Regions from separate parts of the Homo sapiens genome. Here region 1 is linked to region 2. Evidence: chromatin loops called from intact Hi-C (ENCODE). Cell type or tissue: endothelial cell of umbilical vein. All regions are shown on one strand.

Region 1 (2,500 bases), 120 kb after region 2:
TGATATCCAGCATTGCTTATAAATAAAACACATTTTTCCCCATGTATTTTAAATACTGTAATTTACAAAGGATGTATTAATGAATAATGAAATTTTTTTCCACTTTGGTAAAAGTTTGACACAGGTATAAAGGGCTTATATTGAAAAATATGGTATTCAAACAAAATATTTTAGAAGTTACTCATCTAAATTGCCTAAAATATTATTTCTAAAAATATTTGTGGATTAACTGAGAATGTAGGAATCGTTGTAGGATTTAATACATTTTAACCATTGATATTTGGTTGTGGTGGCATTGCTTCCATAATACAGTGACTCTGCAACTGCTATCTAGATTTTTTTCACTTGTAGAGTGTAATAATTTGCAAATGTTTTGTTTATTTTTATATTGGCAGAGATTATAATTCTGAGGTACTATGCTTATAGGAAAGACTTAAAGAATATTAGGTCGGGCACGGTGGCTCATGCCCGTAATCCCAGCACTTTGAGAGGCCAAGGCTGGCGGATCACGAGATCAGGAGTTCGAAACCAGCCTGGCCAACCTGGTGAAACCCTGTCTCTACTAAAAATACAAAAATTAGCTGGGCATGGTGGCAGGCATCTGTAATCCCAGCTACTCAAGAGGCTGAGGCAGGAGAATCATTTGAACCCGGGAGGTAGAGGTTGCAGTGAGCCAAGATAGCACCATTGTGCACTCCAGCCTGGCTGACAGAGTGAGACTCTGTCTCAAAAGAAAAAAAAAAAAATAAAGTATTACCACCAGTTCTACTTGTTCTTCTCTTTTCAGTGGCCCATCCTTAAGCCAGTTCTCTCCTTGGTAGAGAACAAAGACAGGCAAAAGAGAAGAATTTCCAGTTTTTCCATTTTACTTTTACTTGTTAATATCACTGATGGCTAAATATTTCATGAAATTATACTTTGATGCTCATGTCTAAAATGACACTTCAGCGTTAACTAAAGATTTCTGTTTTTCATGTTTTTTCATTTAACACTGCTTCTCTACAGCTGAGCCTGGGTTTCAGTGTTTAAATCGGATCTTGGAAGAAGCTTTCTGTAAGCTTGGAATGTGCCTTATCTTAAAGCCTTCTTCTCTTACCCTGTTAACCATTCCTGGCTTAAAACCTTCAGAAGTCATGGGATGTGGGTTTGCCTGGGGAGTCTGCTGCCTCCAGTGGAAATTTAGGCAACTGCTATGGCTATTCCAGACAAGTACTTCACAGATAATCAGATCTGTTTCCTATCTAACCGAAAGGAAAAGTGTAAAGCTTAGAGGGGTAATTCATATATTCCACTTTATAAACCATTCTAACAGCCAGTTGTAGGAACAGGGCAGCTGTTTGTTTTTAAAATCACTTATTCTCAAAAGAGTTCATTTGGAGACAGTTAAAATAAGGCAATAGGCAGAAAGTGGTAGAGCTAGAAGAGGCCTAACTATGTTTATTGGGGTTCATAGATAAAAAGCAAATGACCAGGTATTTTCATTATAAGCCATTATGTAGTCATTTCTTTTTTAAGCGCGTGCTACCAATTGATGTTTTCAGTTATGAAGAGTTTTGCTGTTACTAAATGATCAAAATTTTAGGTTTAGAATATTGTAACTAATATTTCTGAAATTGAGAAAAATTTAAGTAAGTGAATATATGATTAAATTAACCAGTAGCTGAGATCATTTACCTATTTCAGTTGAGAACTTGAGCTAAAATTAAGCTTTATACATAATCCCAGTTCCAGAAAGGACCTTGAGAGGTCCTCTAGATAAGATCATATTTAGACTGTCCCAAACACATTAGCCTATAATTTAGACAAAATTAATCTCAGTCAGTCTCAGTCTGTTTTTCTCTCTCCCTTCTCACCTCTCCTTGACTTCTCTTTTTCTAGTTACTCTTCCTTCTCCAATATCCTTTCCTCTTGCTCTCGTAATCTCTGTCCCCTTACTTTCCTCTGCTCTAAAATTTCTTACTCATGTGTACCACAAGAATGATGGTCTTTTATAATCCGTTTTATGGCTATTAATTACATACACTAAATTTTCAAAGCAAAGACCTAATGTTCTATTGTATAGATGTTTCAGAAATCATCATACATATAACTAGATTTCAGCTGCATGTTGGTATCCATCCCTAAACAGTTTAAGGGTGTTAGCGGTGATTATGATAATTGGGAGCAGAAGACAGATTCTCTTGACTAGGCAAACTTTAGTGAATCTTAGTCCTTTTCCCTGGAAAAATTAATAGTATCACTCATTACATAGGGCTTTGCTCCTGCATAACTAAACCACCAGGGAGATCTTCCAGGTTCCTAGCCATCACCTTTATTTGCAAACACTAAAAAATCTCTAATGTTTACTTCTTTAAACCAAAAAAAAAAAGTTAGAGCATTATAGCTGTGGCCTGCATTCATAGAAAAAGTATGCTTGCACTAATGTTTAGGGGCTAGGAATATTAAAGCATTTGCTATGACACTCAAGAAAAAAGTAATAGTACCAAAAAAGCTTTATAGA
Region 2 (2,500 bases):
AGTACTGTGGGCTTGTGCCCTGACTGATTTATATCTTACTTGTGGAGTTCCAACCATTGTAAACAACACTTCTTTCCAGGGCGATCTCATGACTTCTTGGTCCCTTAGTTCTTATATAGAAGCCAGACATTAATTTGCCCCCTTACCAGAAACATAATGACTTGTATTGTAAGAGTGATTTTAAGAGACCTTTAGGTATTTAAGGAAACATCATATAGTTCTCATATGATTGCTGAGATTTCTCCAAAATCAGGCTAACCTAGATTACTTGGGGGAATTTCCTGGAGGGGCTGACTCATTCATTATTTACGTGTACCCTGCAGGTAGTTTATCTCTAGGATGGAGTCATCCGGTTAGGATAGGTATTATGAAATCAGTCCCTGACTTCAGCTGAAATGATTAGTGTTAGGATTTTATCTCTAAAAGGTATTCAGGTCAGCATCAAGTCACTAGCCAGAATTGTTATGTATGATAGAATTGCCTGGGACTTCTTCATGGGCCAGACAGATTACAAGGTAGATTCTGTGTAATTGCCAATGCATCTTCCTATACCTGGATTAATGCTTTAGTTTAAGTGGAAAGGTCAACACAGAAACATGAGGAGGAAGCCAGTTGAATTTCTAAGGTAGACTTTGATGGTTTATGGGATTTGTTTAGCTGATTTTGTCCAAGACCCTAGAGGACCTAGTGGAAGTCAGTACTGTAGATTGACCTCACCTTGCTGCTCAGAGTTCCTGTTTGTAGTAGCCTTAATTACATAATTCATAAGGCAAATTAAATACATTTGGTCCTCCCTTTGTTGGTCAGATTAATCAGCTTGGTTGATAGAATGGCATACTTATAGAAAAATTGACTGGGAGCCTAAGACAATGTAGAAGCAAAGGGTACATATTGTTAGAAGGTGATTTTCCTTGGGCCTCTTGCATTTCCATGTTTTACAAGCAGAAGCACTGACTGCCTTTGTTTTGGACTGTCCTTTCAAGGATGCTTGTATACTAAACAGCCATGGAAAGTAGACATAGTTTCTCCCTCTGGAACAAAGGGCAGGTATGTTTACTGTGTATATGGAGAGAGAATTTATCTCTCCAGAGCAAAAGTCAGCCATACTTACTGTGCATTATAGATCTGGGCTTCCTAAACTCAGGCTTCCTTTCCTGTAAACGCACTGGGCATGCAGACATCCATTTGGGCTCATCCGTGTTGCTGTCATGACAGTGGGGATAAGGGAACTGATGCAAATATGCTGATATATTCTTGCTGGGATGTGACTAATAAAGTCATTTGTCTCTGATCTGAGTCTCCTGTCTTCTACCTTCATCCTTGAAAGGGTGGCAGGCTACCTTGTTAGTTTACAAGTAGGGCAAAATCTCAGGCCCTTGACACAGTTGACACTGAGATTATGGGTGCTCTCTCTAGAGTGTCCATTTGAGGGCCTCGTAGCCCCATGTAATAAAAGATCCATTTGAGAAGTAAATAAAAATTTCAAAGGCATATACCCTTCAGCCTAGCAATGCCATTTAAATGTATATGCCCTCTAGCTGACTTAAGGAGAGTCACAAGTTATCGCCCTTGAGACAAATCTGGCTCACTGCTTATTTCTTGTAAATGAAGATTTGTTGTAACATAGCCGCACCAATATTTATTGGTATTGCCTATCATTGCTTTTGCACTACAAGGCACAATTGGGTAGTTGCAACAGAACCATATGGGCAAAGCCAAAAATAATTCTTAACTGTTCCTTTAAGAAAAAGTTTGCAGGGCCCTGCTTTAGCATGCTAGCCCAACATTGTTTACTTTAAATATATGTGCAAAAGTAGGTATACAAAGTAGGTATATCAAAATAGGCATACAAAGATGTTCAGTGCAGAATTATTGGTAATATTTTTTAAAACCCACCAGTTAAACTGTAAGCAACCTCAGGAGATGTGAGAAGGTCTAATTTTCTTTCTTTTTTTTTTTTTTTTTGCCTGAACATTGCCTCATTCTTTAGATTTTAAAAAGTCATACCTTGCAATGAATTCCTGGTGACTCTGGTATGTGGCCTTACATACTTGTTCTTTAAATATACATGTATATTTCTTCTTCTTCACCCAGTTTTAGAAAAGAAGGGATTGTCACATAATATAATCTGGGAAAGAAGGCAAGGGACACCAGATTATTTTGGTAAACCTCCATGTATCACAAACTCCAGGGAGTGTAAGAATCACCCAGTGAGGGTTGAGGTGTTACTGTTGAATTTTACATTTTAGTAGAAGGATCTTGGAAAGCCAGTCAAAAAGTAATTTAGGACACTAAAGTGTCGACCTAAAAGGAAGAAGCTGAGGCAAAATTAATGTAAGTAGAGAGCGTATTGGGGCCAAGCTTGAGGATTGCAACCTGGGAGCATAGATTCAAGTTGCTCTGAATATACACATTGATTAGCAGCAGTTACAGGTGAATTTTTAGAGGCAAAACAGGTGGACTGATACAAAGTTGTTAGGAATTTTTGTTAGTTTACAGA

The links. A loop is a pair of places that touch in the nucleus more often than their neighbours do. Peaks named below come from ENCODE experiments on the same cell type or tissue, not always from the same donor. Only the 100,000 strongest peaks of a DNase experiment are listed, where the experiment ranks them.
Region 1: it touches region 2 in a loop (5-fold over the local background); 10 of 110 quality-filtered maps call a loop at or near these places.

What each region holds. Positions count from the first base shown.
Region 1 is chr15:57,137,301-57,139,800 of GRCh38, forward strand. The region is part of intron 5 of TCF12 (transcription factor 12); the gene reads left to right. Among named protein-coding and RNA genes, the nearest start is that of SNORD13D, 140 kb to the right of the region's middle. In endothelial cell of umbilical vein, a CTCF peak has its summit at 1,157; a DNase peak (open chromatin) is centred at 1,141.
Region 2 is chr15:57,015,779-57,018,278 of GRCh38, forward strand. All of the region lies in intron 3 of TCF12 (transcription factor 12), which reads left to right. Among named protein-coding and RNA genes, the nearest start is that of TCF12, 98 kb to the left of the region's middle. In endothelial cell of umbilical vein, no CTCF peak of the experiment used is centred here; a DNase peak (open chromatin) is centred at 1,423.